2 separate regions of the Homo sapiens genome follow, and region 1 is linked to region 2. A link is an interaction called in ENCODE POLR2A ChIA-PET data of the cell type or tissue named here. Cell type or tissue: Panc1. All regions are shown on one strand. Links, peaks and the distances in the headings refer to the core of each region. The heading gives the core; the rest is flanking DNA.

Region 1 (7,703 bases), core at 1,625-6,624, 160 kb before region 2:
GCTGACATTCTGGTCCACAGCATACTGGATAATGTTAAAGTTTCATCTATTTCCAGCTCTCCTTCCTCAGATCACTATGTAACTTTTCATGCTCTAGATTCTCTGAATGTATAAAGTAAATAGAATTTTGAATCTTAGCTTCTCTTCTCCTAATTTTTGGATGTTTAAAATAAAGAATATCTGTACCTTCAAGAGCTAGTAGTAGGCTAGCAATTAGATGAAAAAGAGTGGAAAGAAAAAAGTAAAACTATGTCTATTCACAGATGGCATGATCTTTTGTTGAAATACTAAAGAATCGGCCGGGCGCGGTGGCTCATGCCTGTAATCCCAACACTCTGGGAGGCCGAGGCGGGCGGATCACGAGGTCAGGAGATCGAGACCGTCCTGGCTAACACAGTGAAACCCCATCTCTACTAAAAATACAAACAAAAAAAACTAGCCAGGCGTGGTAGTGGGCGCCTGTAGTCCCAGCTACTCGGGAGGCTGAAGCAGGAGAATGGCGTGAACCCAGGAGGTGGAGCTTGCAGTGAGCCGAGATTGCGCCACTGCACTCCAGCCTGGGTGACAGAGCGAGATTCTGCCTCAAAAAAAAAAAAAAAAAGCTATTATTTTAAAAAGTAGTAAGTCAGACCTTAGTTCAATTTATATAATTTTTTTTTTTTTTTTGAAACGGAGTTTTTGCTCTTGTTGCCCAGGCTGGAGTGCAATGGCGCGATCTTGGCTCACCACAACCTCTGCCTCCCAGGTTCAAGTGATTCTCCTGCCTCAGTCTCCAAGTAGCTGGGATTACAGGCACCCGCCACTACGCCCAGCTAATTTTGTATTTTTAGTAGAGACAGGGTTTCTCCATGTTGGTCAGGTTGGTTTCGAACTCCCTACCTCAAGTGATCTGCCCACCTCGGCCTCCCAAAGTGTTGAGATTACAGGCATGAGCCACTGTGCCTGGCCCATTTATATAATTCAATTACATAAAAATATTATGCAGAGACAGTAGTCTTATTTTCTAATCAAATCATTTTCCTTACTGACAGGTGTTAAGCCCAGGCCCTTTTAAGTGATCCCATACAACCTCTGCCTCCTGGGTTCAAGCAATTCTGCTGCCTCAGCCTCCTGAGTAGATGAGATTATAGACAACAGCCACCACGTCCTGCTAATTTTTTTTTTTTTTTTTTTGAGATGGAGTCTTGCTCTGTCAGCCAGGCTGGAGTGCAGTGGCTGCATCTCGGCTCACTGCAGCCTCCGCCTCCCAGGCTCAAGTGATTCTCCTTCCTCAGCCTCCTGGATAGCTGGGATTACAGGTGTACACCACCATACCTGGCTAATTTTTGTATTTTTAGTAGAGATGGGGTTTCACCATGTTGGCCAGGCTGGTCTTGAACTCCTGACTTCAGGTGATCCGCCCACCTCAGCCTCCCAAAGTGCTGGGATTGCAGGCGTGAAACACGAATATTGCCCCTTTTTTTTTTTTTTTGAGACGGAGTCTTGCTCTGTCGCCAGGCGAGTGCAGTGGCATGATCTCGGCTCACTGCAACCTCCACCTCCCGGGTTCAAACAGTATTGCTCTTTTAAGGGTTCAAGCAGTATTGCTCTTTTAAACGATCGAGCTGTCTGAACTAAAACCTCTCTCAAGTAACACCCTGAAGTGGCCTATACTTTATAATATAGCACATAATCAAGATTTTCAAACGCTAAGTGTATCAAGAAATTGTGTAAAGTTTAGATCCTCTCTGTGGTCCCCATTAATGTACCCTGTTCAGCTTCAGGAGTCATTTAAACACAATTAAGGGAATCTCTGGCTCCAGGAAGCTTGAAGCCGCTCATCCATAATGCAGTAGGGAACTCGTGTCCTCAAGTGACTCAGGCCTGTTAAGAACTTAAGAAAGGCGGTCTCCATAGTTACACATAATAACAGTTGGCAAAAAGCCAAATCTGTTACATAATCCAAACTTCTAACCTAGCTTGATGTTTACAAAACTTTTCTGGAACAATTAAGATCCTACTATAAATGGTACATTTCAGCTGCAAAATCAAGCCCAGAAGGATCCAGACTCATTTTCCCACAGTCACAAACTTTCATTTAGGAAAAAAATGGAAAAAAAAAATCAGGGTCTTGTTTGGAGCATTTTATTCTCTTCACTGTTTTATATCATAATATGCATAGCACAGACTAATCCAAGACAAATGTCTCATCTGAACACTGTGGTTCCTAAAAGATAAGATAGGAGATCACTAACACGTTACTTTTCAATGAAAAAGGCACTTGAAAAAACAAAAAGAGGGCTGCGCGCGGTGGCTCACGCCTGTAATCCCAGCACTTTGGGAGGCCGAAGCGGGCGGATCACAAGGCCAGGAGATGGAGTCCATCCTGGCTAATACCGCTGAAACCCCGTCTCTACTAAAAATACAAAAAAAATTAGCCGGGCGTGGTGACGGGTCCCAGCTACTCAGGAGGCTGAGGCAGGAGAATCGCTTGAATCCGGGAGACAGAGGTTGCAGTGAGCAGAGATGGTGCCACTGCACTCCAGCCTGGGCGACAGAGCAAGACTCTGCCTCAAAAAAAAAAAAAAAAAGAATGTGTCTCAGCAGTTTAAATAGTAAGAACTTTGCTGGAAAATATTAAGCCAGAAGATTTTTATTTTTTTTAAAAGCAAATACCTGAAATACATATACTATTTATTACTCTGGCACATTTAATAGCAGATACCTGAATCTGTTAACATATTGCCTTTTTGCTTTTTAAGTAACTATTAAAAAAAAAAAGATAGGTTCGAGATAGGTTCTTCAATAGAGAATTTTTTTCTTTAACAGAATACTTTTCTTTAACAGAATAGAGAATATTTTTTTCTCTGAATTTTGAAAATAAACTTTCTATAAACAAATTCTGTTCTCTGACAAGTCTTTTAAAGTAGTATTCCCCAAATGAGTAAGACTATTAATAAGCAGACAACTTTTTTTTTGAGATGGAGTCTTGCTCTGTTACCCAGACAGGAGTGCAGTGGCACGATCTCGGCTCACTGCAACCTCCGCCTCCGGGGTTCATGCCATTCTCCTGCCTCAACCTCCCGAGTAGCCGGGATTACAGGCGCCCACCGCCACACCTGGCTAATTTTTTGTATTTTTAGTAGAGATAGGGTTTCACCGTGTTAGCCAGGATAGTCTCTATCTCCTGACCTCGTGATCCGCCCGCCTCGGCCACAAGCAGACAACTTTTAAACGAATGACCATGTTATTTGCATGGGTTTTTTTTCTTTTCTCTTTTTTTTTTTTTTGAGATGGAGTCTCGCTCTGCTGCCCAGGCTGGAAGGCAGTGGCGTGATCTCGGCTCACTGCAACCTCCGCCTCCCAGGTTCAAGTGATTCTCTTGCCTCACCCTCCCGAGAAGCTGGGATTACAGGCACGTGCTGCCATGTCCGGCTGGTTTTTGTATTTTTAGTAGAGACGAGGTTTCGCCATGTTGGCCAGGTTGGTCTCTAACTCCTGACCTAAGGTGATCCACCTGCCTTGGCCTCCCAAAGTGCTGGGATTACAAGGGTGAGCCACTGCGCCCAGCCTTGTATGGTTTTTGAATAACAAAGTGTCTTCCAAAAATGTCAACAGGAAACTAACACGGGCTTTGTAGATAAGACAAAAGCCTGTACCCTTGTTCTTGTTTGATCACTTACTAGATAAAGACCCTCTCTGTAAACCATCGTCACCGCCGTTAGCTTAGGGATGGTTAATGAAGAAACAGAAAGCTGTACAATAATCCAGGTGAGAGAGGATGGTGGCTTCAACCCACATGGTAGCAGCCTGAAAAGGAGCCACCCTCTGTTAAGCCCCCCTAAAGCTTCCTAAGTTGGTATATTGTTTTTATGTAAGTCCTGAGTTACAGACTCTGCCTTTAGAACTTATTAACAGGAAAAGATACAAATTTCCCCCGAAGAGTATGCTTTCTTCACATGAGAATTATGTAATAGGATATTCCCCCCCACCTTTTTTTTTTGCCTCTATTAAGAGATAAAAGACTTTAAGGTTAAAAAAAAACAAAACCTTGTGTTTAAAAGCAGAGAGTAGCTATTATAATGACAGCAGCTTTTATTATTTACACGGAGGGAGGGTGTTAAGCCCTTTATATGCAATATCTTCCTGACATGCCAAAACTCATGCATTCAATTTGTATGGAATGCTTGCTATGTGACAGGCAACATTCTCGATGCTTGGGGACGATTTCAGTAATTAAAAGAAACCAAAGTCACTACCTCCAAAGAAGTCCCATTGGAGGGGGTGGTGAAGAGGGAGAAAAGAATAGAAATAAGTAAACTACACTGTATGTTGATGGACGTAAGTGCTACGGATAAAAATATAAAGCAGGAAGGCGGGCTGGAGTGTTGCGGAGAGTTTGCTTTTAAATAGCATGGTCACTATAGGGTCTTCCTGCAAGGTGATGACAGCGGACGTCAGCCGTGCAGACAATGTCTACTGCAAACACCCTGCGGTGGGAAATGTTCCTGGCCTTTTAAAGGAACAAAAAGGAGGCTGGAGAGGCAAAGGGGAAAATAGGAGATGAAAAGTCAGAAGTAATGGGAAGGGTGAGAATCGTGTAGAACCTAGTAGGCCACAGGGATAGCTGTAGCTCTTACCCAGAGGGAGACAGCAACTCTGAGCAGAGGATCTGAGCAGAGGGTTCTCTGGGTGCTCTGCTGAGATCAGACTGAGGGTAGAGGGCAGCAAGCTTTCAAGCCAGAGCAGTCAGGAAGTGAATGCACCAATATAGGTGAGATACGGTGGCTTCCATCAGGACAGTGGTGGAGGAAGTAGTGAGAAGGGGTAAGATTCTGTATTTATTTTGAAGGTAGACTTGATAGGATTTGCTGCAGGGCTGAGAAATAAGATCCAAGGATGACTATGAAGCTTGAGATCTGTGTAGCTGGAAAGATGGAGCTGCCTCTAACAGAGACAGGGAAGACTCTGGGAGCAGTAGGTTTTGTGGAGTTCTGTTTTGCTCATGTTACTCTTGGATGGCTAATAAACATCCAAGCTGTCAAACAGGCAGCCGGATGGAGCGTGTGAGGCTCAGAGCAGAAAGGCTGCCAGCTTACAGATGGTATTTACAGCCATGAAACTAAGTGCGCCCACAGGAGTGGCAGTAGCTAGAGAAGGCCAGGGTCTGGGCCCTGGACCCTCCAACAGCCAGAGGTTGTAAGGCTGCAGCACAGCAAAGGAAACAGAAGCAATAGCCACGGAGGCAGAAGGGTGCAGTCCTAGGAGTCTCTGAGCTGGGAACTGCTGCTGCCTTCGCGGAGAAGCAGCAGAGGCTCAGCCTTGTGTCTGGGGCTTGTTCATTTCTTACTTTACTTTAGCGGCTTCAAGTCTTTCTTAGAAGCAAGGTGGATATACATTGAACATGACTTTGGGCATGTCACTTAGCCCTTAACCTGCATGTCCTCTTCTCTAAAATAGAGGTAACGTCACGCCTGAGTACTCATCTGCTAAGGTTGTGCAAAATCAATGAAATACTACCACGTAAAAGGAGTTTTCTTCGTAAGTGTATACACCTACTATGTACCCACAATTTTTTAAAAGTAGTCCTTTACTTGAAAGTTATTAAATAGTTGTGTGAGAGAATCTTTCTTTTTTTTGACACAGGGTCTTATTCCATTGCCCAGGCTGGAGTACAGTGGCACAATCACAGCTCACTGCAGCCTTGATCTCCTGGGCTCAAGGACATCCTGTCTTACGTAAATTGTGCCTAAAAGTGCTAAATGTGTGGTTTTTGCAATAGAGCACCTGCATTTTATTACGTCTTTTTCTAACATTTCCCAAATACATTTTTACAATGATAAGTAGCTTTCCTGATAAATGTGTCTTGAACACACTCTTGCCCAAGAATCCGTTTGAGAGATCTGAATATCATGCTCAGTTATATTCAACTCCTAAGTTCAGCCTCCTGAGTAGCTGGGATTATAGGTGCACGCCAACATGCCCGGCTAATTTTTTGTATTTTTTGTAGAGATGGGATTTCGCCACATTGCCCAGGCTGGTCTCAAACTCCTGGGCTCAGCTCAAGCAATCCATTTGCATTGGCCCTTCAAAGTGCTAGGAATACAGGCATGAGCCACCGTGCCCAGCCCAGAATTTTAAAAATATATAATAAAGCTGAGGAAATAAAGCTTAAATAAAATAGCTCTTGGGTGAAAAGTGCCACTTTACAAACACCTTTCTGACAAAACATTATAACTAAAATTTTACTTACTAACGCCATTGTTTATATTTTGATGTCAATAAAATAAACTGATTTAAAAGTATTCATGCCGAGCACAGTGGCTCACGCCTGTAATCCCAGCACTTTGGGAGGCCAAGGCGGGCAGATCACCTGAGGTTGGGAGTTTGAGACCCGCCTGACCAACATGGAGAATCCCTGTCTCTAATAAAAATACAAAATTAGCCGGGCGTGGTAGCACATTCCTGTAATCCCAGCTACTTGGGAGGCTGAGGAAGGAGAATCGCTTGAACCTGGGAGGCGGAGGTTGTGCCGAGATCACGCCATTGCACTCCAGCCTGGGCAACAAGAGTGAAACTCTGTCTCAAAAAAACCCAAAATTAATTAATTAATTAAAGTATTCATATATAAGTGATGGCTCATTATTGTGTAGCTGTGGCTGTATTAACCAATGAAGCCGGTGGGACTGTAATGAAAATAGTTTGTCTTTTGTGTGGTGTGGAAGTTGTTCCTGTATTAAAACATGGAGTGGCCTTTTTCCTTTGATTTAAATTTTACTAAACAATTGCCCTAATTGAGGGGAGGGAACAGATACACACAGACACACAGACACACACACAGACACACACACACACACACAGACACAGACACACACACAATCTCTTATGGGGGGGGCTGGATTTACTGGAGATTAGAAAGCCATAAGAATCCAAAATGTTCTAAAATCAGAAACTTTTTGAGTGACAACATGATGCTGAAAGAAATGCCCATTGGAGCATTTTGTATTTCTGGACTGGGGATGCTGAACTGGTATGATGAAGCAAATATTCCAAAATCCGAAATCTGCATTGCTTCTGGTCCCAAGCATTTCAGATAAGGGACACTCAACCCACATATCCTGTAAAACCTAAAATGGAGAAACATTCCCATTTACCTTCCAGGTTGGCCCTATTGACACCCACACTTTTGGGTAACAGTTCCCCAGTTACAGTAAATCCAAATTCACTAGTCATGATTATTTGGCAAGAGGAAATTCATTTTGAATGTTACTGAAGTAACATTACCTGTCTTCAGTTTCCTTATGTCCAAAGCACTGCATGTTCCTTAGAAGAAAGGTGTCACCCGGGACACTGGCACCGCCTAAGCATGTGAAAAGGCAAAGCAGGAGGAGTGTTCTCACAGTCCCATCTTGATGGGGGCCATGGACTCGGATCTGTCCTGAGAGCAAAGTGTCCCTCCACATCTCTGTGCTTCTGTCCCTCCTGTACCCACCCCCAACTTTCCTGCCCAGTGTCTCCACTCCTTTTCTTAGCATTTAATTTAAAAACCTGATTCTCACCCAGACACAGTGGCTCATGCCCATAATCCCAGTACTTCGGGAGGCCAAGGCAGGCAGATCTCCTGAGGTCAGGAGTTCAAGGCCAGCCTGGCCAACATGGTAAAACTCTGTCTCTACCAAAAATACAAAAATTAGCCAGGCATCGTGGTGCATGCCTGTGATCCC
Region 2 (7,703 bases), core at 1,388-6,387:
ATTAGCCAGGCGTGGTGGTGCACACTTGTAGTCCCAGCTACTCGGGAGGCTGAGGCAAGAGAATCACTTGAACCTGGGTGTACCTGGGAGGCAGAGGTTGCAGTGAGCCAAGATTGTGCCACTGTACTCTAGCCTGGGCGACAGAGGGAAACTCCGTCTCATAAAAACCAAAAAAACAAAAAACAAAACCCCAAAAAGAATCACACATTGCATTTGGTCGCACGTCCCTTTAGTCCTTGTGAATCCCCCCGCAGCACCCACACTCCTCACTGGGGAGCTGCAGTCCCCTGTGTACAGCGGCTTCCTGCACCACCTGCGTTCCCTCTGGACTGCAAGCTCTTGAGAGCAGAATCAAACCTGTCTTGGGTTTGGTGGCCTCTCCACCGCCCCAGAGTGCTTGATGTATGGAATATTCTTTGAAGTAGAATTGAGGAGATGACACAGATCCTGTGTGCTCATAACCGTTCTTTGCTTTCATGATAAAATCTGTCGTCCAGTAAAGAGGGCTACAGTTGTGGTGTTTTTTTTTTTTTTTTTTTGAGATGGAGTCTTGCTCTGTCGTCCAGGCTGGAGTGCAGCGGCCCCATCTCAGTTCACTGCAACCTCCGCCTCCTAGGTTCAAGCAATCCTCCCACTTCAGCCTCCCAAGTAGCTGGGATTACAAGCATGCATCACCACGCCTGGCTAATTTTTTTATTTTTAGAGACGCGGTTTCACCATGTTGGCCAGGCTGGTCTCAAACTCCTGACCTCAGGTGATCCACTCGTCTCAGCCTCCCAACGTGCTGGGATTGCAGGCGTGAGCCACCATGCCCAGCCGTGCTGTAGTTGGGTTTTAATTCAAACTCTCCCTCAGCCTAAACTGTGGAAAGTGTGAAAGTGTGGAAGGAGGAAAAGCAGCTTATCTTTGCCTGGCATGTTGTGTTGGCGTGAGATGCGATGTCCTTTTCTAGCGTGGAGAAAGGACAAGACACCCAGGCAGAGGTGTAGGGGGAAGGGCAGGGGGGGCCAAGGTGGCAGCTCCTTTCTGGCTCTTTCTGAGCCAGGGCCTCTGATGTTGCCCATCCTTCTGCACTCAGGGTCATTCCCAGGAGGTCTGGGGAGTTATGGTGAAAAGGAGCAGGCGAAGCAAGGAGACAGAAAATGCCTTCTGAGTTATCAGCCTGCGGGGGCCATTCGGTCCCCAAGGCCCTCTCACTGGCACAGAGCGCTATACGCTGGCTAGAAAAACAACAGCCTGGACGGGGTCTTTGGAGGGGCAGGAAGGCCCACATGGCCCTGCGAGACGGAGAGGTCATTAAAAGTCACCAATATTTATTGACACAGCCATGACTGTTCCTGGGACAGCTGTGAATCAGAGGAACTGCCGGGAATAACATTCAAAGGCCAGACTCACACTGTCTGACCAGCCGCCTGCCGGCCTCCCTCCCTCCCCTTCGCCCCCAGCACCAGGACGGGAACCTCGGCTGGGGCGGGTCCTGCCAGGCCCGAGGAGTCCTGGGTCCTGTATCAGGCATTGCAGACACAAGATGAAAGCAACAGGCCACCTGCTTTCTAGAACTCACTGCATGGGGCTGAAGACAAACTTCATTCCTTCTTGTGTTCGGCACATGGATTGTGAGCCTACTGTGTGCCAGCCAGGTTTCCAAGCACTGAGCTTGGTTATTCACTCTGCATTCTTTGAGCATCTACTGTGTGCTAGGCATTGTCTAGACACTAGGCGTCGGTACTTATTCTTGGTTTATCTTACTTTTATTTTGTTTTATTTTTTTTGAAACAGAGTCTCACTCTGTCGCCCAGGCTGGAGTGCAGTGGCACAATTTCGGCTCACTGCAACCTCCACCCCCTTCGTCAACCTCTGCCTCAGCAATTCTTGTTTCTCAGCCTCCTGAGTAGCTGGGATTACAGGCGCGCACCACCACGCCCGGCTAATTTTGTGTATTTTTAGTAGAGATGGGGTTTCACCATGTTGGCCAGGCTGGTCTCAAACTCTTGACCTCAAGTGATCCGCCCACCTTGGCCGCCCTAAGTGCTGGGATTACAGGCATGAGCCGCCGCGCCCGGCCTCCTTTTGTTTTAGAATGCTTACTCAGGGCAACCTGAGGTGGTGAGGGGAAGCAAAGACCCAGCCTCCGTCCCCAGTCCCTTTGGGTTCTGGCAGCACTGACCCAGGCTGGGAGAGGGCAGTTTGCCCCATGCTCTAGCAGGGATCTGTGTCCCCCGAGGTCAGTCTGGTAGGGCGGAAGTACCTGGAGGGGACCGCACGAGTGAGCTCAGGCTGAGTGGCTGGCTGCTGCCCACAAGGGCTCCCAGGGCACCCCGCTCCCCATTGGAGTGGCCCCCGTTGCCAGGAGACACTGTGCAAAACAGTGCTGGCTGTTCTACAAACTGGCAAAGCCCCCAGGCCCCTGGGCTGCTACGAGGAGCCCAGTCCCCTAATTAGAACCGGCCGGCTTGGCCTGCACCCTCCTCAGGCCTGAGCCGGACCTCACTGGCCATAAAACCTGCAAACTCTTTCCTGCACGCTCCCCCAGGAGGCAGCCTGCAGGAGCCTCAGAGGCGAGTCACTTCCCCTGGCTGAGGGACGGGCAGGTGCAGCTGCGGCCACCTACCTCCTGGACCACAGACTTAGCAGCTTTGGGGTGCAGAGCTGGCCCTCCCAGGGCCTGGGACTGTGTGGGTGCTAGGAGGGGACTGCTAAAGAAAGAACCCCCACTGCCAGAGACCTGGCCTCCCGCCTCCCAGGCCTCTGCCGCACTTTCACCCACTTCCTGCAAAGCATATCAGCTCAGCTCAGTCCTAGGCTGCTTCTCTGGGCCTCTGCCACATGGGCACAGACACACTGTGTGGCCGTTATTTTACCTGACTATGAATTCCTCTAGGGTAGGCACTGAGTTTTGTCTATCTCTGTATCTTGGCACCTGCCCTGGGTTTGTCATAGAGCAGGAACCAGGGAGGTTTGCCGGGTAGCTGAATTAAAATCAGCTGGCTCTGGCAGGAGGGCGCCCACCTCCTTTTCTAGGAGCCAGAGATTTCTGAGCTGAACTTCTTTTCCCTGCAGACCCCATGAAGCTGGCGTGGCCTGGGCCATCAAAGACTCCAGCCAGGTGGACTGGGCTGATTCCAGCTCGTAAGCCAGCTCTGGCTAAGCCCAAGCCGAGGTTTCCACTTGGAGAAGGTCCCCATGGTTGGGCTGGCGGAGGACACAGCTCGGCACCTCTGACTAATCCCAGCTGTCCGACCTCTAGTCCCCGGTGCAAAGGGAACAGCTGCCACTGAACTTCCTCTGCAGCCTCCCCTTAGCCCAGCCTGTGTGAGAGGTGGCCGGGACCTGGCTTCTAGGTTGAGGCCACCCTGATGTCTTCTGGCTCTATTGCTGCACCCAAAGGCCACGTTAGTTTGCAGAAAGCCATGGTCTCAGCCCCAAGAACCGTGTGCAGTGGCTTCCAGCAGGGCTGGGCCAGGCTGAATATTTTCAGGAAAGGTGGCTACACTTTTCTGAGCTTTGCGAGTGTTTGTCCATACCAGAGGCAGTGGGATTCCCTGGTGGGAGGCGAGAGGGGAGGGCTGTCAGCTGAGACAGGGACTTCAAAGGGCTCCCTGGGCCCCCTGCTCGGGCCTCCAGCTGCAGGATGGGCTGAGCTGCCAGCCGGCAGCTGGCAAAACACAGCTCTGCTTGCCCAAAGCACCAAATAGCAAACAAGGATGATGCGGAAGCAGTGGCAGCTCTGGATCTCAGTGACAGCGGGGATCCTGCTGGAAGCGGGGGTTTGAGGGCGGCCTCGGACTGCAGCACAGGCAGGGTCTGCAGCAGCACCTCCCTGGGGCAGAGCAGGGCAGGGCCCCCCCGCCCCCCGCCCAGCGTCAAGTGGCCTCAGCTGGTCCTCAGCTGCCTCTTCCAGGGGCAAGCGACTCAGCTTTTGCTGATGATTTAGTTCCTAATTTGGGCCAGGTGTGGTGGCTCACACCCGTAATCCCAGCACTTTGGGAGGCTGAGGCAGGTGGATCACTTGAGGTCAGGAGTTCAAGACCAACCTGACCAATGTGGTGAAACCCATCTCTATTTAAATATACAAAAATTAGCTGGGCATGGTGGTGTGTGCCTGTAATCTCAGCTACTTGGGAGGCTGAGGCAGCAGAATCACTTGACCCCAGGAGGCGGAGGTTGCAGTGAGCTGAGATAGTACCGCTGCACTCCAGCCTGGGTGACAGAGTGGGACGCCATCTAAAAATAAATAAACAAGTAAATAAATAAGTTGGGCGTGGCGGCTCACATCTGTAATCTCAGCACTATGGGAGGCTGAGGTGGGCAGATCACCTGAGCTCAGGAGTTCGAGACCAGCCTGGCCAACATGGCGAAACCCCATCTCTACTAAAAATACAAAAATGAGCCAAGTGTGGTGGCGGGTGCCTGTAATCCCAGCTACTTGTAATCCCTTTAGGCTGTGGCAGGAGAATCGCTTGAACCTGGGAGGTGGAGGTTGCAGTGAGCCAAGATGGCGCCACCGCACTCCAGCCTGGGTGACAGAACAAGACTCTGTCTCAAAAATAAATAAATAGAAAAATAAACAAACAAATAAAATAGTTTCTAATTTGTCCATGTCCTGAGATGAGCCTACCAGGCAAGGTGAGGATCTGAATAATCTCTGTGTGGTGCAGTAGAGGAGGGAAAACTGGCATTTATTAAGCCCTAGCTGTATGCCCAGCTTGTGGGAGGTGTTGAGGATAGGATGGAGGGGGAGGCTATCATCTAGAAGCCACGGGTGAGGGCAGCAGCCCCCACGGGTGGGAGAGCAGAGGGAGGTGAGGCCAGGCCTCATGCTGCCCTGAACTCAGCTGGGGATGGGGAGCCCCAGGCCCCTGCCCTCGTGGGTGGGACCTGGCTGCGTTTCCCGAGGATGAGGTCTTTGGTGGGCCACATGGCTGGAAAGGAGGGAGGGGTGGGAGAGAGGAAGTGGTGTCTGGGCTTGAGGCTGCAGCTGTATCCTCCTCAGCCTCTCTCCAGCTCTCCTCGCCCAGCTCTGGGCCTGTCTCTCCTCCTGCCCCCACTGGGATCCTGGCAGAGGCTGCAAAAAAGCACCCCCCCGTCCAGTCCCCCGACCTGCCTCCTGGTCTCAGACATTCCCGTGTGACTCAGGAGGGTGGAGAAACGCCTGAAAGCTTCTCAGCATCCTCTTTCGTCCCCTGCCCGGCTGCTGGCCAGAATTCCCCACCTTTTCTGTGGGACCCGGATAGCCTGCTGGACTCCTCAGTCCTGCAGGGCACATAGGGCCTGAACCCTGCTTCCACTCAGGAAAAACCTGGCCGGTCCAAGGGTGTGGCTGGCGGGCCCAGTGAGAGGCCCCTGCCAACTGAGCTGCTGCTGCACGGCCCGGATTTGTACGCCACGCACAGGGTTGGCTTCTGAGCTCTCTCACGGACTTAATTGAAAAATATTTAAAAAATCGCTCCCATCGCTGGGTCATCCAGGCCTGGACAGGGGACCCTGGGCTCTAGAATCCATCCCAAGGCACACGCCTGCAGCAGCCCACCTCCTCTTCCAGGAGCCAGAGGGATCAGAGCCGAATTTCTTTTCCCTTCCGGCCCCTCGAGGCTGGCGTGGCCTGGACCATCGAAGTCTCTGGCCAGGTGGACTGGGCTGATTCCAGCTCATAAGCCAGCTCTGACCAAGCCCTGGCTGAGGTTTCCACTTGGAGAAGTGGAAGCCCCCGGTCCCGTAAGGCCCTTGTTCCTCCCGGAGGAAAGAAACAGCAAGGGCCAGGCCAGGTGCGGTGGCTCACGCCTGTAATCCCAGCACGTTGGGAGGCCAAGGTGGGAGGATGGCTTGTGTCCAGGAGTTCGAGACCAGCCTGGGCAACATAGTGAAACCCCATCTCTACAAAAAAATGGAAAATTAGCTGGGTGTGGCGGTGCATGCCTGTGGTCCCAGCTACTCGGGAGGCTGAGGCAGGATGATCGCTTGAGCCTGGGAGGTTGAGGCTGCAGTGAGCCATGATTGCACCACTGCACTCCAGCCTGGGTGACTGAGTGAGATCCCATCAGAAAGAAAGAGGGAAAGAAAGAGAGAGAGAGAGAGAAAGAGAGAGAGAGAGAGAGAAAAGAAGGAAGGAAGGAAAAAAAGAAGGAAAGGACAGGACAGGACAGGAAAGAAAGGAAAGGAAAGGGCAAGAGCCATGCCCAAGCCTGGGGACTCAGCTCGTGCGAGGCCTCAGTCCCCATGGAGTCCGGTTTACCAGGACTCAGGGAGGCCCTAGGCTTTTGTGGGGTAGGCAGCATGGCAGCTGGGCTGGGGGCAACACGCCTGCTGGGCACTGTCTTTGGGCAGCATTTTCCTTCCTCTCCTCTTCCTGGGAGTAGCTGAGAGCATCCCGGGATGTGTTTGGCAGGGCCCAGCCCCTTGTCAACAGTACCTTTGCCAAGGTCCAAACTGTCCAGGGATGGGAAGCCAGAATCCTGCTGACCCCACGATCCCACGTTTCTTGGAATGAGGAGAGGGAGTCGCTCCTGTTGATGTCGGCTCTAGGAAGGGTGACCTGTGTCAGGATTCACCATTCCTTTCGTATCAGAAACATTTACCTTTTTAAAAACAATACATCTTTTTTTTTCTTTTTATTCTTCTTCTTTTTTTTTTTTTGGTAGAGATGGTGTCTCCCTACATTGCCCAGGCTGCTCTTTTTTTTTTTTAATTTGTTTTTTTTTTGAGACGGAGTCTCGTTCTGTCGTCCAGGCTGGAGTACAGTGGCCAGATCTCGGCTCACTGCAAGCTCCGCCTCCCAGGTTTACGCCATTCTCCTGCCTCAGCCTCCTGAGTAGCTGGGACTACAGGTGCCCGCCACCACGCCTGGCTAATTTTTTGTGTTTTTAGTAGAGAAGGGGTTTCACCGTGTTAGCCAGGATGGTCTCGATCTCCTGACCTCGTGATCCGCCCGCCTTGGCCTCCCAAAGTGCTGAGATTACAGGCGCGAGCCACTGCGCCCGGTCCCCAGGCTGCTTTTGAACTCCTTGGCTCAAGTGATCCTTCTGCCTCATCCTTCCAAAGTGTTGGGATTACAGGTGTGAGCCACCACACCCAACCAAAAAACAAATGTGTGTTTGTTTTTTTTCTTGAGTCAGAGTCTTGCTCCGTTGCCCAGGCTAGAGTGCAATGGCACGATCTCAGCTCACTGCAAACTCTGCCTCCCGGGTTCAAGTGATTCTCCTGCCTCAGCCTCCTGAGTAGCTGGTATTACAGGTGCGTGCCACCATGCCTGGCTAATTTTTGTATTTTTAGTAGAGATGGGGTTTCACCACGTTGGTCAGGCTGGTCTTGAACTCCTGACCTCAAATGATCTGCCTGCCTCGGCCTCCCAAAGTGTTGAGATTACCGGTGTGAGCCACCGCGCCCGGCCTAAAAATAAATCTTAAGGCTCTGTATTGGACCTGGAATTCTGGCCCAAGACCCCAATGCAAGTGGAGGTGAGCAGGCCAGTGGAGTTCTCTCCTCTGCCCAGGGATTCTTCTCCATGATTTTACCTTCCTGTGACTTCCTGGAGAGCTAGGACAGTGACCTGAAAGGACACAGTTCCCCCTGGGTCTGGCCACTGGGCCTCTGACCCTGCAACCCCTGGTGCTTTCTGGGGAAGGTTCTCTGTCTGCCACCGGACCAAGTGCTGGACCCTGTGTGCATAGGTCGAAGGTCAGGGGTAGGCTTCTCCACTGCAGGGG

Evidence for each region. Peaks named below come from ENCODE experiments on the same cell type or tissue, not always from the same donor. Only the 100,000 strongest peaks of a DNase experiment are listed, where the experiment ranks them.
Region 1: POLR2A ChIA-PET joins it to region 2 with 7 read pairs; 2 of 35 experiments call an interaction of 5 or more read pairs at or near these places.

What each region holds. Positions count from the first base shown.
Region 1 is chr1:9,555,818-9,563,520 of GRCh38, reverse strand. All of the region lies in intron 2 of SLC25A33 (solute carrier family 25 member 33), which reads right to left. Among named protein-coding and RNA genes, the nearest start is that of SLC25A33, 20 kb to the right of the region's middle. In Panc1, for the core only: no CTCF peak of the experiment used is centred there; no DNase peak of the experiment used is centred there.
Region 2 is chr1:9,395,654-9,403,356 of GRCh38, reverse strand. No RefSeq gene overlaps it. Among named protein-coding and RNA genes, the nearest start is that of LINC02606, 29 kb to the left of the region's middle. RefSeq lists enhancers at 1,699-2,541, 2,542-3,384, 3,385-4,228. In Panc1, for the core only: no CTCF peak of the experiment used is centred there; no DNase peak of the experiment used is centred there; H3K4me3 peaks cover 677 bases; H3K27ac peaks cover 4,573 bases.